Regions from separate parts of the Homo sapiens genome. Here region 2 is linked to region 1. Evidence: read pairs that join two places in POLR2A ChIA-PET (ENCODE). Cell type or tissue: MCF 10A. All regions are shown on one strand. Each heading gives the region's core, and the rest is flanking DNA. Links, peaks and the distances in the headings are about the cores only. Region 1 overlaps PPFIBP1 (PPFIB scaffold protein 1). Region 2 overlaps PPFIBP1 (PPFIB scaffold protein 1).

Region 1 (11,298 bases), core at 2,201-10,200:
GAAAAAAATTAACATGAGCCGTATTGTTAATGAGGACCCCCAAATCCCCTGACCTTCTTTTGGAGGTGAAAGTGGAGTTACCATTTAGAAGTGACTACATTCCTCAGCATGGCATCCTAAGGATGATGCGTGTCATTGCTATTTCTATGATGCTTCAGAAAGAAAAACCTAAATGATCATATATTTTTCTAGAGCAAGAAATTGTGTTTCAGGTACTTTCACTACCTGAGTTGTATATTTTCAAAGTTGTGTACACACACACACACACACACACACACACACACACACACAGATTATAGAGAATATATCAGATATGGTTTGGCTATGTCCTCACCCAAATCTCAAATTATAGCTCCCATAATTCTCTGGTGTTGTGGGAGGGACCCAGTCGGAGGTAATTGAATCATGGGGGGTGGGTCTTTCCCACGCTGTTCTCATGACAGTGAATAAGTCTCATGAGATCTGATGGTTTTATAAAGGGGAGTTCCCCTGCACATGCTCTCTCTCTTGCCTGCCACCATGTAAGATGTGACTTTGCTGCTCCTTTGCCTTCTGCCATGATTTTGAGGCCTTCCCAGCCACATGGAACTGTGAGTCCATTAAACTTTTTTTTCTTTATTCATTACCCAGTCTTGGGTATGTCTTTATTAGCAGCATGAGAATGGACTAATACAGTATCTCTACAAATATATCATAGAGAAATGGTACAAATAAGTAAAACTTCTAGCTGGGCATAGTGGCTCATGCCTGTAATCCTAGCACTTTGGGAGGCTGAGGTGGGTGGATCGCCTGAGGTCAGGAGTTTGACACCAGCCTGGCTGACATGGTGAAACCCCGTCTCTACTAAAAAACAAAAATTAGCCGGGTGTGGTGGCACATGCCTGTAATCCCAGCGACCTGGGAGGCTGAGGCATGAGAATCCCTTGAACCCTGGAGACAGAGGTTGCAGTGAGCTGGAGATCATGCCACTGCACTCCAGCCAGGGCAGCAAGAGCAAAACTCCATCTCAAAAATAAATAAATAAATACATAAATAAATAAATAAAATTTAAAGTTTTCTCTGAGGCTGCCTCCCTTTGAAGCTCTTCTATCCTCGGGATCACTCTAAACTTTGGTGGTTTACGCTGGGAAATCATTTTTTTCTTAAATGTTTATATTCAGTTCAAAGTGCTCCATTTCCATGAGTAATGACAAAACATAGTTTCTCCTCCGCCTCTACTCCAGCAGCATGGAGAAGAAGCTACTTATGAATTGTTTTTTAGGCCCCCAGAGTTCTGGAAGGCAGTCACCAACTTTTTATGAACAGCTAGAGAGACGACTCCAGATCCCATTATGCCAAAGAGAAAGCTGAATGCTTATTTTAAATCTCATTTTGGTGGCCGGTCGCGGTGGCTCACGCCTGTAATCCCAACACTTTGGGGAGCCGAGGTGGGTGGATCACGAGGTCAGGGGTTCGGGACCAGCCTCACCAACATGGTGAAACCCCGTCTCTACTAAAAATACAAAAATTAGCTGGGCGCCTGTAATCCCAGCTACTCAGGAGGCTGAGGCAGGATAATTGCTTGAACCCGGGAGGCGGAGGTTGCAGTGAGCCGAGATCGTGCCACTGCACTCCAGCCTGGGCGACAGAACGAGACTCTGTCTCAAAAATAAATAAATAAATAATAAATAAATAAATCTCATTTTGGCCTGCCCCAAATATGGACACCATTGTTAGCCAGTCCTGTATACCATATGTACCCCTTGCAAGTACTTTTAGAACATGCGGTTCCCCTCAACGGATTTTCTTCCAAGAAACCAGAACATGGGTTTATTTCGGCCTGGATCAATTCCCCCAGGAATCTTCCAGGGAGGAGGTGGGTGGTCAGCCTCCTGAGACAAGAGTGTGTAGAGGTTAGGATATGGGCTCTGAAGCCAGACTACCTATGTTTGAATCTGGCTATGTTTGAATCTAGGTTCTGGGTTTATGATCAGGGAATGTGAGAGAGTTATACAACCATTCATGCCTTGGTTCCTCTTTCTATTGAATGGGGCATATGATGATACTTAACTGATTGAGTTGCTGTGAGGATTAAAAAATGACACATATAAAGTGCTTAGTACAAGATCTGGCATATAATAAGTGTTAAATAAGTGCTAGGGAAAACTAGCCAGGCATGGTGATATACACCTGTAGTCTTAGCTACCTGGGAGGCTGAGGAAGTTTGCTTGAGGCCAGGAGTTTGAGGCTGCAGTGAGTTATGATGGCATCATTGTACTCCAGCCTGGGCAACAGAGTGAGACCCTGTCTCTAAAAATAAAAAATAATAATAAAACAAAATAAAATAAATGCTGGGGAACATGTTACTTCTGACTTAAACAGCCTCCAGGATTAATCCAGGTCCACAATCACTCAGGGAAGTTGTGGGCAGTCTGTGGGTACCTGCCAGGCTGCATCTATTGGGTAGTAGAATCTGCTTCTTTCTAACTATAACTCTGCCTATTTCTTCTATCATGTCATCAGAATTCCTTAAACATCTTATTTAACAGAACAAACGAATTTAAGCCAGTTCTACAGTGAAAAAAGTGAGACTGAGTCATGGCAAACTTTAACTGTAATCTTGTTAAGCAGAAATGGAGACAAATATTTGGAAAAGATCTTTAGAAATTGATAGATTCCAATGCGTTGAGGTTCTTTTAGGTCAGATAAGTGTTTCTTGGCTTTTTGCCATTTGTAAGCATATGTGTGTGTGTGTGTGTGTGTGTGTGTGTGTGTGTGTATTTATACCCATGCCCCTTATTTAGAGCTCTAAATCTCCTAAGGACGGGAACCATCTTAGCCACCTGACAAGAGAGAAGTAACCTCCATGCATTCGTCCTTCTACCCTCAAGAGGAATCCTCTTCAATCCGGGATGGTATGGGCATAAAATATATATATATATATATATATATATATATATATATTTTGTTGTTGTTGTTGTTGTTGTTGTTGTTGTTGATCAGAGTGTCGCTGTTGTTGCCCAGGCTGGAGTGCAATGGCGCTATCTCCGCTCACCGCAACCTCTGCCTCCTGGGTTCAAGTGATTCTCCTGCCTCAGCCTCCTGAGTAGCTGGGATTACAGGCATGGGCCACCACACCCGGCTAATTTTGTATTTTTAGTAGAGATGGGGTTTCTCCATGTTGGTCAGGCTGGTCTCAAACTCCGGACCTCAGGTGATCCGCCCACCTCAGCCTCCCAAAGTGCTGGGATTATAAGCGTGAGCCACTGCGCCCGGCCTAGGGCACAGAATATTTTGGAAGCAAAAGGGATAATTCTGTGGCTTTCTATCCCCGTTTTTCCTTTTCTCTCTCCACATTCCTGGCTCTAATTCAGGTCTTTCTGTTGCCATGGTAACCAACAGTCTCAGAACACAGACTTCTGACAGCTGGACTTTTAGCCACTGAGACTCGGGATGTGAAGGATTTCTCACGTCTCCCCTTCTTGCCTCAGGAGTTAGCAGCACTTCTTCCATGTGGGCAGCCACCAGAGCAGGGTGTGACAGTCTTGCGTGCATGTGTGTGTGTGAGCACACGCATGTGTGTATGCGCGTGTGTGTGTTTGTGCGCGCGCGCGTGTGCACGCATTCTTCCAGCCCTACTTGCTTTCCGGGGCTTCACAGAAAAAGCTGGACTAAAAAGTGTCATCAGATGATGGGAGGATGGGCATCTAAACAGCAAAACCTTCCTGGAAAGTAATTTGGTATCAACCAGCAGAAGACTGTAATATATTTGTGATGTTTGGTCCATTAATCCTACACATAGAAAAATAAGGGTCATAGTCAAAGATTTATGGAAAAGCAGGTTTACTACAGATTTATTTAGTAAAACAATAACTACCACCTAATGGTCATTAATAAGAATTAACAATTGCAGAGTAACCATATATATGTTTGTTGTAGGCTATGCCATAAAATAATCTGTTTCAACTGATGTGATAGCCACATTCACATATATGGATATGTGGATATATTATATAAATGTACAGATATATATGTGTGTGTTTATATAAATAGAAAAGATAAGGAAGTCCATCAAAATGTTTTGATAGTTATTACCTTTAGAAGGTAGGACCATGGCATGTTTGTTTTTGTCTTCATACTTTTCTACATTTTTCCAATTTTATATAATGATCTTTTTCTTTTATGATACAAGATCTTAAAACTGTAATAGGACAAATGATGAGAGGTGGAGATGCTTAGTAGAGAGGATTATAACACAATGAAGTAAGTTTTGAAAGGCAGAGGGCTGCCTCTTCTGCCCTTCACTGGGAGATTATAAAAATAGGATAAGACTTCAATCTAAATGGGGTAGTTCTGAATAGAAAAGGGAATGGGGCTGGGCGTGGTGGCTCATTCCTGTAATCCCAGCATTTTGGGAGGCCAAGGTGGGTGGATCACCTGAGGTGAGGAGTTCAAAACCAGCCTGGGCAACATGGTGAAACCCCATCTCCACTAAAAATACAAAAATTAGCTGGGCATTGTGGCGGGTGCCTATAATCCCAGCTATTTGGGAGGCTGAGGCAGAAGAATCACTTGAACCCAGGAGGTGGAGGTTGCAGTGAGCCGAGATCACACCACTGCACTCCAGCCTGGATGACAGAGTGAGACTCCATCTCAAAAAAAAAAAAAAAAAAAAATAGAAAAGGGGATGGATAATGTTTTTGCTTAAGTACCATGATTCTCTTCTCCCCGGTCCCACCTACTTTTTCTTTTTTCTTCTTTTCTTTTTTTGAAGCTTCTCAAGTTGAGAGAGATTTGTGCCTTTGAACTCCATGGCATATTCATCCTCTAACAGCGACATAGAGGACGACAGCTCCAAATCCAATTCCAACCTGATCCTCTCTGTGGGCTATTTCCCCTGTGAGGACACCCCCTGTGAGGACACAACCTCCTGGGAAGACGCACCTTCCAAGGGTCCTTCCATCCACTTTCTCCCTCCCATCCAAGGGGCATGGGGGACTGAAAGGATAAGGAAACACATGAAGAGACAATACCAAATTCAGGACGAACCAGACAGTTTTGCAAACTGAACATCTTCCTGGCCTGGGACATGGACGTTGGCTCTGACAACACAGACTCAATAGCTAATAGGCTTCTAAATGGAGCCAACCTGTGGATAAACAAGTTCCCAAAAGAGAGGACAAAACTATCTGTCAGCAAACTGAATAATCTTGTGCAAGAGTTTCAGACATTTCTAGAAAATCTGAAAGACAATGAAGATGATGATGCTGTGTTTCCTGAAACTACTCAGATTTCCAGCTGTACGGCAGCTCCCCTCCAGAAATGGTTCAGGTCAGTCATCAAGAACATGATGCTTGTCAAGACCTGCCCAAGTGCAAGCCACCAGAAAATAAAGATGTTATGTAGTCTCCACAGACTCCTCTAAGGCTTAAGGAACATGAGCTGGCTGAGGTGAGCACAGAGATGCCTCATAGGATAGGAAGGGATAGGCCTGGGTTGAACCACAGAATCTTACGACCACTAGGAAGCAGGTCCCAAGGGGCCCGAAGTGATACCAGTGGGAGACAGACAACGAAGAAAGGAGTCAGGGTGGAGTTTTAGGGAAAAGACTGAGGAATGCTGAGGTAAACAAGAGGGTAGCAAGCAAGGAGAAGGACTAAAAACTGTATCTACATTGAAGCTTTGCATTGACACTTGGGCTTTTTTTTTTTTTTTTTTTTTGAGACATTCTTTCTCCGTTGCCCAGGCTGGAGTGCAGTGGTGTGATCTCGGCTCACTGCAACCTCTACTTCCCGTGCTCAAGTGATTCTCCTGCCTCAACCTCCTGAGTAGCTGGGATTATAGGCGTCTGCTACCCTAACTTTTGTATTTTTAGTAGAGACAGTGTTTCACCATGTTGGCCAGGCTTGTCTCGACCTCCTGACCTCAAGTGATCCACATGCCTCGGCCTCCCAAAGTGCTGATACTACAGGTGTGAGCCATCGCACCCAGCCTACTTGGGCTATTTTTGCTAAAAGGATGTGAGTTCCATAAATGAGTAAATGTTGACTTGGCTGCTGTCATGGTTACGCCTACCTAACATATTCTTTATTTTCTTGGCAGATGATAAGCCAGGCAACTGCCAGCCAAAGGACAAGTGCTCCAGAGATCTCAATCCTGTCAGAGCAGCCGGAGAAGGATGACACTCCTTCCCACACACAGGCCCAGTGCTGCCTGAACTTTGGGTGGGCCTTCAGCTGGCTGAGGCAGCATATCCTCTCCCCTCTGCTGAGGAGGTATCATCCTGTGAAAGCCACCAAGAGTCCCCGTCAGCCAGCACCAAGGAAACGATTCTTTCACAGAGGCAAGAGAATTCAACCTCAAGAAACCCTTGAATTAGGACATCCTATATAGACAGATTTTTCAACTTTTTGGAAAGTTGAAAATAATCCATAAGATAGGATTCCACTGATAATCCCCAATAGTTTATTTTTTCCTCAATAAACAAAATAAACGTTCTTGTTACCCATGTCTTCCTCTTCCAGCACACCATCTTGACTCACATTGAAAGCATATGTGCTGTTCTTTTTTGAAGCTTCTCAAGTTGACAGATTTGTGCCTTTGAACTCCATTGCATATTCATCCTCTAACAGTGACAGAAAGGACGACAGCTCCAAATCCAATTCCAACCTGAGCCTCTCTGCGGGCTATTTCCCGTGTGAGGACACCCCCTGTGAGGACACAACCTCCTGGGAAGATGCACTTCCAAGGGAAGAAATTCTTTCTCAGGAAATTTTAAGTAGTATTATGCTTCCTAAACTGAAGTATTCTTTTTCTCTCCTCTCACCCATTCTTACTGTATTTTACTCTAGTTAACCCAAATCCCCATTTTCAGTAGGTAGCAGCGTGACCCATCACATTCCTGCGGTGGCAGGATGATTTGGCTTGAACTTGCAGGGCTTGAGTGAGTGGCAGTAGGTATTGAGTCACTGAGGAAATTAATTTCAATTTCAGAGATCAGACAGCAGTTCTGATATTCCCCAGGTACCTGACAGGTTCTAGCATGTGTTGCCTTGGCTGTAGTAGTGGCCCACTTAGGAGCAATGTGACGACTGTGAACACTTCTTAACCACTCTAAGTCTAGCTGTCTTCATTCAAAAGAAGTGGAAGATAATAATACATACCTCACAGGGTTAGTGTGAGAGTTTATGAGGTAACACAAGCACTTGATAAATATTATTACTGTTGTTGCAAGTAGACATTCTCCTGAGGAACTCTCCAGACAACTTGTTCAAGGGATATCCAAGAGTGAGAGTTAATTAAGAGTCAATTCTCATTGAAACATTTCCCACACAGAGCAGTATTTACCAAAAGTTCAGGGTTTTCAGTAAATCTTAACCAAGTCCTCTCCCAATCCATTCCATTCTGCCCTCTGAAACTCCTTTGCAATTGTCATTGAACGTTCCACTGAATGTCAACTTCTTTGAGGAAGGTGCCCTCAGCCTTCTTGTCCTGACTCTCACCTTCCCAGCATCTCTACCATCCTCCTCATTCAATCACAGGTTCACTCAACGTCCTCCTTCTTCTGCTGGCACTACCATCCTGTGTGACCTTCAGAGTTTATGTGGCAAAGCATATGACTCTTCAGTTTCAAATTCCTTCCTTTCCTCAATTTCAATTCCCTTATCCCTCTCCTTCCTCTCTTCTTTCTTCCTTCTACAAATATTTAGCAAATAGGAGTGTCAGATACCTTTCTAGCTTGTCAAAAAAAAAAAAGTCTTGATCTTTAGGCTCAATTGCCTTATTTAAGAGATAAAATCAGGCAAATATATGACTATAAAGACTATGAGTGATAATATTCTGTAGTGGGTAAACATTGAGTTCTAATGAAGTAATAATCCATTCAGCAAGGGGAGGTTGGTTGTAAAAGGCTTCCTGTTCCCCAACTTCTAACTGCTTCCCTCTAGATCTAACCCATATACCTCCTACCCAAACTTGGCATGTCTACCACATCTAGTAACATCTGCCATGCCTTGCCTTTCTCTTCTCCCAGATATTTTTTAAAATCTATACTCATCAAGTTCCCGAAGGGGACACACTTGCTTCTCACTGGGGCCAATACACAAAACCATAGGGATTTCCCTCCCCATTTCCTGACTGCCTGGGAAACTCATCCTTAAAGAACCTGCTCTAGGGTTACTACTGGGCAATATTGATCCCTCAGGCAAAGGGATCATGACCCTCCTTTAGCTGTCCCCTAGTCCCTGCTCTGCCACCTTCTTGCCATGATTTGTACTTTTCAGCCCTCTTTATAGATCCATTTTACCTGTAGACTGTGAGATCTAAAGGCAACCACCAGGTCTTAGTTCCTTTATATTGCAAATCCTAACACAGTGGGCTGCGCGCAGTGGCTCACGCCTGTAATCTCAGCACTTTGGGAGGCCGAGGTGGGTAGATCACTTGAGGTCAGGAGTTTGAGACCAGCCTGGGCAACATGGTAAAACCCTGTCTGTACTAAAAATACAAAAATTAGCCAGGTATGGTGGCAGGGGCCTGTAATCCCAGCTACTCGGGAGGCTGAGGCCGGAGGATCATTTGGACCCAGGAGGCAGAGGGTGCAGTGAGAAGAGATGGCACCACTGCACTCCAGCCCGGGCAATGGGGCGAGACTCCATCTCAAAAAAAACAAAAAAAACAAAATCCTAACACAGCATTTAGTAGAAAGTAATCTATCTCTCTGACTCTATGTAATTCTTTAAATGTTTTTAATGTATCCTGTCTATATAATTTTAAAAAAGTGAAATACAACAGCTTAAAGAGTTGCTATTCTTTAAGTCAAAAAAGACTGGTCAGTAGGGTCAAGAACAGGAGTGAAAAGGGAGGCAGACAAGAAGAGAACATAGCCATCAAGTAGACGTCAAGTGAGATGGCAACCTATCAACTGAGAAATCTATTAGGACCAAGGAATTCAGAAACTAAATTGAAAATTTAATTCAACAAATATGCAAGGAGCCTTACTGTTGCTTTAGACTAGACACTATGATAGGCCTGAAAGAAAGATGACATATCTTACTCTCAAAAGACTTGCAACCAGTTTTATTATTTTAATTCTTACTCTCGCAATTAAGCTCTAGGACGAACTCAACCAAAATACTTTAGAAGACTGTCTACACTGAATAAGATGCACTGTTCTTTAGTAAGATTTCTGACATACTTGTGTTTATTCATCAGTGTTTCATAAACCTGCTTGGCAGGTATGAACCTGTCCCTAAAATATAAGCAGTGTGCTTTGCAAGTCTTTACAGTAAAGTAAGCTTTCCATACCCTCTGAGGTTGGGTGTCATGCTATATATTAGAAAGCAGGACGAAGTATTTTAAAATAGGAAATATCTCAGTATCTCTTAATTATAGTGTCAAATACATTATGGGCCAGGTGCCGTGGCTCATGCCTATAACCTCAGCACTTTGGAAGGCCGAGGCGCAAGGATCGCTTGAGCCTGGGACTTTGAGACCAGAAAATTCACGGCTCAAGAGGATGCACGGATCCAAGTCTAACTGGCCACAAGAATAGAGTCTAAAATCCTCTTACAAAACAAAAGAAAAATGAAGCAAGTTATAGACGATTTCCTAGAGAGTGCTAAAGTCCTTACACCAACAATAAAGAACAATTTTGAAGGAACAGTTAATTGCTTCAAAAATATGTCTCCTCATTATATATTGCAAGTGGGAGAACTTATATAGCATGCAGGACAACCTCCAATTTCAAGATGGACGGGTGGGTTTTATATTGCATTACCTGGAGTCGATCTTTTCCTGCTACCTACTAATACCTCAAACAAATAGAACAACGCTGTGCTTTCAGAAGTGAAATAAGACCTTCATCAGATAACATTCACTGAGGGAGCCAGTCATGAGCACAATTGGTAAAAAGCCTCAGGATAAATTCCCCCAAAGGATTATTAGTCTAGATCAAGAAGTACCAAGACAAAACAATTTCCGCTTTATTCCACCTTTCAAAGGAATTCCATGGCTTTAATGCCCATTTGATTTCAATATAATATGCTTTATAAGGAACTACTTCTAAGACATTTTCAAATGGTATGGTAAACATCACAGCTTTTCAGATTGTGGCACTGAAAGAAAATTCATCTCATTGCTACTGAATTCTCTCAGTCCAAAAGAAAATAAATAGCAATTTATTTAGTTTTTCCTCACCTGCAGCAATAAAGATTATTTTAAGTACAAATCTTTAAAATAAAGAGCTCTCACCCTAGGGTACAGGTTTCCTGCATACCCACTCAGAAAGGAAAAGAAAACCCTTCAAACATCTTCATAGTTAATGTGTGTTTGGATAGTTGTTTTCAAGTTTCACTTTCATCGATCCTTCTGTCATGCGTCTTTTGGGCCAAGATTTTCCCCAAGCAGGACATGGGATGGAAAGGAGAATTTTTCTTCAGTAAAATGACTTTAGAGATCAAGTTAGTACCATATTGCAACCAGCAACTTAATAATTGATTCATAATAGATGAATCATAAAATAGATGCTAAAACCATTGGGTGAATCACTGTCAGGGAAAAAAACATGCACATGCTCTCTAAGATTACCCCACAGGTGCATTCTTAGTTATCAAGAGGATTAGGCACCTTTACAATGGAAAGGTCTGGTCAACACCAACTTAGCCAAGTGATTAAACTCAGCCTAGCTAATATCATGCACCTTCTGAAGAGAAGCAATGTACACTTGCTAGCAATGTTTAATTTGAATCTAATTATGAGGACACCAACAGTTAGATGAATCTAGACTATACGATATTTTACCACACAACTGTCTTTGACTTTTAAAACATGTTAACATCATGAAACACAAAATAAGGAAACACAAAAAAGACAGGGAGACAAGAGAGTTCATAAAAGAGATGAAAGAAACATGACAACCAATTGCTATTTGTGATTTTTGATGGAATCTTTGATCAAAACCAAAAGCAAAACAAAAACTATAGTAAAGGATATTTTGGTTTTGAATGTGGACTAGGTTCTTAGGAAATTTAGGCTGAAATATTTAAGGGTAGAAGTGTCATGATATCTGCAACTTACTTTCAAGTAGTCCAGGAAAAAAAAGACAGAGAGAAAACAAAGATGGGGAAAATATAAAGAAAAGCTCTAGTAAATAAGTAGTATAGATCTCTATTAAAGTATTAAATCTGTTACACTTGTATGACAGTAATATCTTTTTTTTTTTTTTTTTTTTTGAGATGGAGTCTTGCTCTGTCCCCGAGGCTGGGGTGCAGTGGTGCGATCTTGGCTCACTGCAAGCTCCGCCTCCCGGGTTCAAGCCATTCT
Region 2 (11,298 bases), core at 1,474-9,473, 50 kb after region 1:
TTGCCAGTCAGCTTCTCCTCTGCCCAATCTTGCCTTGTTCCTTCCTTACAGGTGTCTCCTGAGAGCTCACCCCCAAAATCCTTCAGCACCCCACTCCTGGTCTCAGAGTCTGCTTCTAGGGAACCTAATTTAAGACCAGCAGCAGTTTTCTAAGATAACTAATGCAGAGCATTATTTTTCTAATTGTACGAGGAAGTCACAGGCTCCTTCAGAGGCCCTACAAAGGCTGATAACCGTCTTTGAAAAATACTCGTCATACAGCCACTCAGTTTAAAAACTACACATTTTTGATATTCAGCTCAGATCACTTTCTGAACACCAACCCAGTCAACAGGGACAGGAGTTAATGCACAGGAATACAGCAAGTTCACAAGTAAAGGCGGCGAGACCTAGCAAAGGTAGTGATTTGCTTGTCCCAACATCATGTGGCATTGAAAACTGCCACCAGAGCAAAGGAGGCCACATCTGGGGTTCCCAACCTTAACCATCAGAGTATGGCTGCCCACAAAAGACATATTTACTTTATAACCTCAAATCCTAGCAAATCTTCATTCTAAAGCTACCCGGCAAGAACAGTTCCACCTAAGTATGAAACTGAGTCCTGAACACTTTATTCATAACATTCCAAACTGGTTATTTGTTTTTGTTTTTTGAGGCAGGGTCTCACTCTGTCTCCCAGGCTGGAGTACAGTGGTGCAATCGTGGCTCACTGTAGCCTCAACCTCCTGAGCCCAAGTGATCTTCCCACCTCATCCTCCCTGGTAGCTGGGACAACCATGCCTGGCCAGTTTTTTGCATTTTTTGTAGAGATGGGGTTTCACCATGTTGCCCAGGCTGGTCTCGAACTCCTGGGCTCAAGTGATCCACCCACCTCAGTCTCCCCAAAATGCTGGGATTACAGGCATGAACCACTGCAGCCAGCCAATGTTCCAAACTTTTAAGAACAGGGAACAATTCCTGTGTAACTGATAGATGAATGATGACTTTGTAGAATTTACTGCATTCCCAAGAAAGGGGATTGCAGACAGGCCAATGCAGGAATCAGGAGCTCCTGCTATTGTCTTGCCCAGGAGACAGCACTATCTTCCAAAAAACTTCAAGGGAACTACCTGGCATCCAAACAGGCTCCAGTCTAGTTTAGGGTACAGGGATGGAATTAGAGTCACAGGCCTGGAAGTCAGTGGAAAAGCAGGTGCTTTTACCAGAGGTTTGGGTGAGGATGTCTAAAATGTAGCTAATGTACTCCATATAAAAACTCAAAAATCACACTATTATTTAATTTTTTACAGCATTTTACATGTGATCTCATTTGATCCTTAAAGCCCTCCCAGTGAGGGCTGGGCTGGTATCGTTCTAACAATTTTATAACTGCTTAAGTGACTTGCCCAATATCACACAGCTAATCAATGTAGGGATCAGAGTGCCAGATTCTTAGTTGAGGCTTCTTTCCCACAACAATCTGCCAATTCGCAACTTATCTACATGTTTCTCCAGGCATGTGTACCAAGCCCCCAAAACTTGGCTCCCTCCTCCCTTTGTGACTCCCACCTTCATACCACAGATTAATATTTCACAGGAACAAGAACTATCAATGGCACAAGGTCCTGGACAGGGCCGCAGATCACCGTCAAAGGTTGCTCTCTCTTCTTTCTCAATGACTCTACAATCCAGACCCTCCATTAATGGAGACTATAGCTTCTGAAGTACAGCTGACAAGAGGCTGAGGGGATCAAGTTATACGACTACCGTGTCCAACATCTCTGACTAATCTGGTTCACCTCAGTCGCATACACTGAGAGGCGGCCGGTTGGGGGAGAAGAGAAAGCTTTAAACAGCACACCAATTTCTTAGACACACTAACCGTTCCTAGGAAAGCCTTCTGTCCCTAGTCCACGGGTTTTGCCTACTGTTATTTGAGGCACTTGGAGGATTTTACTCTTGCCAAGTTGGCATTTGTTTCTGCAGTGCAAAAATGTCTGGACTGAAGAGATCACATGGAGATTTCTATGCTTCAGGAACACAGGCAAGCATCTCTCTGCCTCAGGTAGATGCATTATAGCTCGTGGGAGTGCTAATGAGCACTAATTACTCTATTTACTCCCTGAGCCAACCAGCCAGCAACAAGAAATCCCTGGTGAAACTTGCTGGGTTCTCATATGTACTATCCTGGCTCTGTTTCAAAGGGCTGGTGACAAAGTGATTTGAAGGGATCAGCATGAGGCTACCCAACTGGATTGTTATCTCAGGATCACTAGGCTTATTTTTTTTCTTATTATACTTAAGTTCTGGGATACACGTGCAGAACGTGCAGGATTGTTACATAGGCATACATGTGCCATGGTGATTTGCTGCACCCATCAACCCGTCATCTACATTAGGTATTTCTCCTAATGCTATCCCTCCCTTTGCCCCCCACCCCTCCAACAGGCCCCAATGTGTGATGTTCCCCTCCCTGTGCCCATATGTTCTCATTGTTCAACTTCCACTTATGAGTGAGAACATGTGGTGTTTGGTTTTCTGTTCCTGTGTTAGTTTGCTGAGAATGATGGTTTCCAGCTTCATCCATGTCCCTGAAAGGACATGAACTCATTCTTTTTTATGGCTGCATAGTATTCCATGTTGTGTATGTGCCACATTTTCTTTATCTAGTCTATCATTGATGGGCATTTGGGTTGGTTCCAAGTCTTTGCTATTGTGAATAGTGCTGCAATAAACACACGTGTGCATGTATCTTTATAGTAAAATTACTTATAATCCTTTGGGTATATACCCAGTAATGGGATTGCTGGGTCAAATGGTATTTCTAGTTCTAGATCCTTGAGGAATCGCCACACTGTCTTCCACAATGGTTGAACTAATTTACACTCCCACCAACAGCGTTCCTATTTCTCTACATCCTCTCCAGCATCTGTTGTTTCCAGACTATTTAATGATTGCCATTCTAACGGGCGTGAGATGGTATCTCATTGTGGTTTTCATTTGCATTTCTCTAATGATCAGTGATGATGAGCTTTTTTTCATATGTTTGTTGACCACATAAATGTCTTCTTTTGATTAGTGTCTGTTCACATCCTTTGCGCACTTTTTGATGGGGTTGTTTGTTTTTTTCTTGTAAATTTGTTGAAGTTCTTTGTAGATTCTAGATATTAGTCCTTTGTCAGATGGATAGATTGCAAAACTTTTCTCCCATTCTGTAGGCTGCCTGTTCACTCCGACGACAGTTTATTTTGCTGTACGGAAGATCTTTAGTTTAATTAGATCCCATTTGTCAATTTTGGCTTTTGTTGCCATTGCTTTTGGTGTTTTAGTCATGAAGTCTTTGCCCATCACTAGGCATATTTTTTAGTCCTTTGTATCCTGTCAGTTAATAGTCAAGTCAGTACCAAGTTTGTTTGTCCATTCTCTCCTAACCATTATCACCACAAACACCTCTGCCTCCAAATGTCCACTTTGGCTGCAAATTTAAAAATCAGGGGGGACATGATGGCTCATGCCTATAATTTCAGCACTTTGGGAGGCTGAGACAGAAGGATCACTTGAGCCCAGGAGTTTGAGACCAGCCTGGATAATACAGCCAGACCTTATGTCTAATTAAAAAATCAAAAAATTAGTTGGGCATGGTGGTGTGCATCTGTAATCCCAGCTACTTGAGAGGCTTAGGTGGGAGGATAGCTTGAGCCTGGAGGTTGAGGCTGCAGTGAGCTATGATCACGACACTGCACTCCAGCCTGGACAACAGAGTGAGACCTTGTCTTAAAAAAAAAAAAAAAAAAGCAGGGGCGGGGTGGGGGGCTGGGAAAAAAAGACAAGCAACAGGCTTGAAATTTTAGGAAAAGAATTTCCTACTGACTATTACAATTGGGTGAGGCATTTCACAACGTCCTGCACTCAGCTTGCAAACGTTATAAGATTTAGCCAACGGTATGCTCAATTTGATCCTTGAACTCTAAACATGACAGGAAACTTAGAAATCATGTAAATTTCACATAATCACTGACCTTAACTGTATCTATGTTTTAGGTGAAGCATATACATGGCGTGAATTATATTAAAACTCTAATTTATAAACTTGTATAAATCATATAAAAAAGACTTTCTCCTCATTGTCTCTCCCTTCCTACCAAAAGGTGGAAAAAATGAAAAAACCATAGGGCAACGGATCTAAAGTTCCCAGAACAGATGTAAGAATGTTAACCCTTAACCCAATAAAGCCCCACTTACATTAGCATAACTTCATATTCTAATACTAAGTTGATTTCTTATTGAAAATGCAACCATGGTAGCAGGGATAAAAAAATAAGAAGGTCCAGGACACATTTAAAGAGGATTCCCAAAGGGTATTTTTAACTCCATAGAAAAAAGACTGCATTGGATTATAATTCTAAATTAAAGTATTTATAGTAGTTACTTGGCTCAATTTATTAAAATGAAAAAGCCTAAATAAACACACATTATACATTCAATGGCAAGACAACCTCATGTTGAAATTCTTCAGGCAAAAATGATTTAATTTCAGGGAGTTTTTTTTATGTGGTTGAACAAGGTCTGGCGTAAAGACCCATCAAATCTAACCTAACTTTTAGATGGGATGAAAAATAAAAATTTACTTAGCAACTTGCCTCCCCTGGGTTATGTAACAGATTTGTCTTTTCTCATGAGTTTCTACAATCTTCTTTTTTAATGTTGCTCTGGTACCTGAATGTTTATGAAGCCTAGGCAAGTAACAACTCCATGAATGATGCCAAAAATCTCAACTATGTGTAAGAGAAGGGTTATTGCCCTTCAAGAGAGCCGTCTGTGCTTTTTACATGAACACGTAGACAAAACATGTTTTGCCTACGAGCACAATCCTAAGCTGAGGAGTCATCACGCAATTCTCTAAGCATAAGGATTTGAGAGATGCAGATGACTTATCCACAACAGAAAAGAAAGTCTACTCAACAGAAAAATAAATAGATCAGATAAAGAAGTGTTTCTAGCATCTAAATATAGTGATATTCACTAGAATTTCCCGTCTGTGCAGATCTACCAGCAATTCTAAAACTTTTAAACAAACAAAAAAAGAACAGCAGCATTTTCAGCTTTGAGATTCAGAAACAATCATTACTGAGCTTCTACAATGAATGAGCACAGTGGTGCTGCACTAGGCATCTTGCATATACTAGGTGGGCGCAAAATTAATTGCTGTTTTGGCATTGCAAGTAATGGCAAAAACCGCAATTACTTTTGCACCAATCTCAACTTAATCTTTTTAATACAGTTGTCCCTCAGTATCCATGGGGAATTGGTTTCCAGGATACCCACACACATACCCAAATCCGCAGATGCTAAAGTTCCTTACATATTCACATATAACCTACACACATCTTCCCATTCTCTCATATACTTTAAATCATCTCTGGATTACTTAAGACCTAATACAACGTAAATGCTATGTAAATAGTTGTTGCATTGTATTTTTTATTTGTATTTTTATTGTTGTATGGTTATTTTGTTTTTTCAAATATTTTCCATCTGCTATTGGTTGAATCCCCAGATGTGGAACCCTCAGATCCAGAGGGTCTACCATATTCCTACAAGGTACACATTGTTATTTCCATTTCACAGATGAGAAAACCAGGGTTCAGGATGGGTAAGTAACAAAGTCACAGTGCCAAGATAGGGCTATGTAGGGATTCCAGTCAAGATATGTCTGACTCCAAAACCTAAAACAGTTGGTGCCACCCTCTGCCTAATAGTACCACCAAGAAACTACGACCAGAAAACACAATGATGGAATTCTTTCTGAAGTAGAGCAGGTCAGCCCTGGAGTCGGAAGCTCTGGATTTTAATGATGCATCTATTGAGTGGTGGTTTCCTCCAAATTAATGGAGATGGAAACAGTATTTAAGCTCATAAGGTTGAGGTGAGAAGCATCTATAAAAGCCCTAGTGAAAGGGTTTTGCAAAACAGCTAAGTGCCAGGTAAGTGCTAGTTGTTACCTTCGTCTTCAAGCTACAGTTAGTGCAGCTGGTGAGCTGCAATAGGGCTGTGGGCTCCTATGAGTCCTCCCACAGGACTCAACCTGGGTGAGGCTGAGCAACAGCCTGCAGCCTCAAAGAGCAAAACTTAAGGGGTGAGAACTGGATGGGATGTGGCCTGAGTCTCTGCTCCGCCTGCCTTCTCACAGACTCAACACATGCCTAACACACCCCTTGCCAGGTGTAGTCACAGCTCGCTCAGCAAGCCGCTGGTTTCAGTCACTCAGATGTTTCAGGAATCTATGGAAGCCCCGCTGCCTTCAGTAAGCTCACTTCTATCAAGGGAAAAGAAATGAAAAAGCCAAACAAACAACCCTCGGCCCAAAAACAGCCTCCCCTTTTCTCACCAACTTTCTCTATTTTTTTTTTTCTCTCTCTCTCACACACACACACACGTGCAAGTTTTCCCATGATACATAGTGGGTGCCCATAAGCACTTCAGGCCCATTTATCCTCATCAGGAAACCCTGTGATACCCTACTTTGGGATATAATTTTAAACACTGATTATTCAGAATAGAGACTTCCAGAGCAGTAAGGGTTCATTTTAGTATAGACAGAGGAAAGTTGGAGAACCGCAAGTGCAAAAGACAATCAATAGATTAGCCTGCATAAATATTTTAAACCTCCATATCACTAACAAAAATAAAAGACAAACCGAATTTAAAAATTAGAAACAGCAGGTGAAAATATTTGCAGCAACTATGATAGAGGATTCATAAGTGAAATACACGAACTAGAGTTTATGACAAATGAGAAAAATACTAATTCCCAATAAATGGGCAGAGAACATGAACAGTTTGTTAAGAAACAGCCAATAGTCATATGAACATGATTTAGCTCAATAATATCAAATACATTAAAAAGAAAAACAAAATTTATTTTCTCCTAGAAAATTATCAAATGCTACTAATATGAGAACATCACTGTGCTAACAGGAGCAAAAATTAGTAGAAGCTTTGGGGCAGCTGACAACAATACTAATCAAAATATCCACACATATCCAATCCTTTTGTTCCACATGTGATCATCTATTGTATAGACAGGAATGATCTGAAATACAGAAAATACTGAATGCACAAATGCTCGTCAAAATTGAAAATAGGCTGGGTGCAATAGCCCATGCCTGTAATCCCAACACTTTGTGAGGCTGAAGATCACTTTTTTTTTTTTTTGTAGAGACAGGGTCACTGGCAAGAATCACTGATGCTGATGAAATTAAGACTTTTGGTGTTTGCCTTTCAAAGGATGATTTTGCAGTCTTTGGGATGGCTTTCTCGGGGTACCAGCTAACTACGCCAAACTCTTTGCATTCATTATCTTGTTTCATCTTTACAACCCTTCAAGGCAGCGTTTCTCAACCTCAGTACTACTGATATTTTGAGACAGAGTCTCTACAAAAAAAAAAAAATTAGCCAGACATGGTGGCACATGCCTATAATCCTACTACATGGGAGGCTGAGGCAGGAGGATCACTTGGGCCTAGCATTTTGAGGCTGCAGTAAGCTATAATCACATCACTCCAGCCTGGGTGACAGAGGAAGACCCTGTCTCTAAAAAAAAAAAAAAATTGAAAATAGGCTATATTTTATATTTTTACAATGGGATTAAATAATGAAACACCCACAGATGGAATGTTTTACAGTCCTTAGAAATATTTACAGACATTTTAGTAGTGTAAGGAAATGAAAATAAAACAATGTGAAGTTTTAAAAATAGTGGGACACAAAATTACATACGCAGAATATTTCATCTATGGAAAAAATATAGGAATAGAAAAAGAAGAAAACACACCAACACACCAAAGCTAATTATACCTTCATGTGAAAGTATTACTGATGCCTTTTTTTTAACTGTGTCTTCTCTATTTTTTCTATGTTACTCAAATTTTCTATAAGATACATATATTACCTTTATAATTACAAAAAAAGTGTAACAATTTCAAATATAAATCCACAATAAACAATAGATGGAAATCCAGCAGCTAGCTCTCCACCCTTCTACTCCCACAGATAGGCAGGTAAGGCAGTAAACAGTGGGGAAAGCTGCTTTGTTTAAAATCCAAGGCTAGAAAAACATAGGGCTTCTTGATGTGAAAACCAAAACGTTTCATGTCTCACGTATCAAAACAGGTTTTGGGAATTTGATAGTCAAAACATTTTCCATCAGAAGATTTAAACCCGCACACCAAAATTATCTCCACAGAACAAACTAGTAAAGCAAGCAGGAAGTTTACCAGGAATATCCTAAAAACTAATAATGGCTTTTACAGCTCTGATAAACCCACGCCAGCTCATGGTAGTACACAGTGTAACATAAACAATCTCCAGTGAGTCTGTCACCACTCCTAAACAGGACAGCATGAAATCCTTAGCATAAGGCTTCTCACTGGCAAGAATCACTGATGCTGATGAAATTAAGCCTTTTGGTGTTTGCCTTTCAAAGTATGATTTTGCAGTCTTTGGGATGGCTTTCTTGGAGTAACAGCTAACTACACCAAACTCTTTGCAGTCATTATCTTGTTTCATCTTCACAACTCTTTAAAGCAGCATTTCTCAACCTCAGCACTACTGATACTTAGAGGCAGGATAATTCTTCATTGGTGGGGGGCTGTCCTGTGCATTGTAGGATGGTTAGCCACATCCCTGGAACGTACCCACCAAATGCCAGCAGCACCCCCACCCCCAGGTTGTGACACAAAAAATGTCTCTTGACATTGCCAAATGACTGCTACAGGTCAAAATCACTGCAATTGAAAACTACTGCTACAAAAGTATACAGTATTACTGCCCCTATTTGACAAATGAGGTCCATCTAACTCCAGAGCCCAAGATCCACCATTCCATACTACTTTCGTGCCCAGGTAGGAGGCCAAGCTTAGAGTATAACTAATACTGCATTTTCTAGCTGGGGCATCTTTGCATCTCCATGGAGCCTGGTATAGGCCTAATGCATATTGGTTGAATGAACCAATCATCTCATCACATATTTACTGAGTTCCTACCAGGTAGCAAGCATTGTCAACAAAGGCAGTCATGGTCTTCAACTAGTCCATAATCTATTTGAAGAAATAAGACAAATCCAGAAAAGAGCCATTTTGAGAGTCAGTGTTGGAAAAAATTCTCAGTTTCCTCATCTGTAAAATGGAGGTAATGCTAGTGCTACGTCATAATTAACTGAGATACTGCAAGTAAAGTTCCTATCACAAAGTACAATTTCAAATAACAAGTAGATGCCAGATCTCAAAATCACTGGGCTGGAAGGAACCTTCAAAGACAACCTTAACTCACCACCGAATTGGTACTTGAGCAGTTAAAACCCCAAAATTTGATTACCTGCTTCCTGCAAAGTTCCTGCACGAGTGAGTTCTGACTGAGACTGTCAGCTAAGTTTTCCTGATGAACTGCTTTTAAGTGGGTCTGGAGGAAAGAGGAGAGGTTAAGCAAAGAGAAGAGCGATAGGAAAAACAGAAAGGTTTGCTGGACTTAAAGCCATCCAGGGATTGGAGCCGGAGTCCTCTGCACAGAAGAGCAGGGAAAGGCAAGCTTGGAGAAAGGTCAAGATCAGATGAGGTCACAAGATGATACAGTGGTAATAATAGCCAGGCGAGACTTAAGAAATATTTCTCCTAAAAAAAGCAACCAAAGGCTGCTACAAAGCATACACCCAATTTCCGTTATGAACGGGGAATTTAATTTCTCAGACTAAAAGATCAACATTCAGGTTGCTTCACACCATTCTTAAGAATAGCCAGATACCTGCTTTCCATTTACATAGCTAAAAGTGAAGATTTTGCCACAGCAAAGAATCACTCTGCCTTAAGAGTAAACCCAAGAACAAGATGGACTGGGCATCTTTCTCCCCATGCCCAGTCCATCTTGTTCTTTAAGGCACCAGCGCAGGACAAGGAAACAAGAGCCCACAGTGGCCAGACCTCTTTTTAAAATCTGAATTTCAATAGGTGAATTTCAGTAAGTAAACCCTCCCAAAGCAAGTGTTGGCTGAAACTTCTTTATTAATAACACGCAGGCCAAACCAACCCTGTCTCCATGCAGTCTCCACCCCGGGAACACAGGATGAGAACTCTGCTGTAAGCCATGGCTCACAGGAGGTCAAAGAAAGCTTTGGAGTAGGCAGGGTGGCCTGGAACCAAACTTACTTGGAAAATTTGTCTGGCAGTAAGGTGCAGAATAAGGAAACGGGGGGCCGGGCGCGGTGGCTCACGTCTGTAATCCCAGCACTTTGGGAGGCCGAGGCCGGCGGATCACGAGGTCAGGAGTTTGAGACCAGCCTGGCCAACATAGTGAAACCCCATCTCTACTAAAAACACAAAAAATTAGCTGGACGTGGTGGCAGGCATCTGTAATCCCAGCTACTCAGGAGGCTGAGGCAGGAGAATCACTTGAACCAGGGAGGCAGAGGTTGTAGTGAGCTGAGATCACACCATTGCACTCCAGCCTAGGTGACCGTGAGAGACTCCGTCTCAAAAAAAAAAGAGAGAGAGAAGGGACTACCTGCAGGGCTCCAGTAGGAGACAACGGCAAGGTCTGTATCAGAGAGAAGGAGGATGCGAACCCAGATATACTGGTAGGGGGAATGAAGAGTGATTAAAAAATTATTGAAAGGCAAAAATGACCTTGCTGATGACCAGAAGAGAGTCCCCTAGGCTACCACCCACAAACCTGTTACATTGCAAACTTTAATAATGAAGCTGAGACGTTAGGACCAAGGGAAACTTAGCCTCAAAAGTGAGCTCTTTGACTTCTGAGACATCTTCATGGACCTGTGACCTGGGCAGTAACACAGGACCCCATGCTCAGAAAAGACCCACAGTTGGTTTAATACTCTACTGTCACCATCTTGAGAATGATAATAATTTTGAATTTGCGTTTTGTAAGTCAGGTCCAATGGGACAATGGAGCCCACAAGTGAGCAGAGGAGAACGATGTGATATGATTTGGATGTTTGGCCCCTCCAAATCGCATGTTGAAATGAGATTCCCACTGTTGGGGGTGGGGCCTGGTGGGAGGTGACTGGATCGTGGGGGCGGATCCCTCATGAATGGTTTAGCGCCATTCCCCTTGGTGAATCTTGCTCAATTCGTTCATGGGAGATCTGGTTGTTTAAGAGTCTGGGGCCTCTCCCTTCTGTCTCTCTTGCTCCCTATCTCACCGTGTGACAAGCTGGTTCCCCTTGCCTTCTGCCATGATCGGAAGCTTCCTGGGGGCCTCGCCAGAAGCAGATGCTGGCACTATGCTTCACGTACAGCCTGCAGAACC

The links. Peaks named below come from ENCODE experiments on the same cell type or tissue, not always from the same donor. Only the 100,000 strongest peaks of a DNase experiment are listed, where the experiment ranks them.
Region 2: POLR2A ChIA-PET joins it to region 1 with 12 read pairs; 2 of 35 experiments call an interaction of 5 or more read pairs at or near these places.

The regions. Positions count from the first base shown.
Region 1 is chr12:27,587,532-27,598,829 of GRCh38, reverse strand. All of the region lies in intron 2 of PPFIBP1 (PPFIB scaffold protein 1), which reads right to left. It also overlaps the pseudogene C12orf71BP. Among named protein-coding and RNA genes, the nearest start is that of PPFIBP1, 69 kb to the right of the region's middle. RefSeq lists a silencer at 5,943-6,002. In MCF 10A, for the core only: no CTCF peak of the experiment used is centred there; DNase peaks (open chromatin) are centred at 5,339, 6,029 and 6,919.
Region 2 is chr12:27,536,356-27,547,653 of GRCh38, reverse strand. All of the region lies in intron 1 of PPFIBP1 (PPFIB scaffold protein 1), which reads right to left. Among named protein-coding and RNA genes, the nearest start is that of PPFIBP1, 18 kb to the right of the region's middle. In MCF 10A, for the core only: no CTCF peak of the experiment used is centred there; a DNase peak (open chromatin) is centred at 4,823.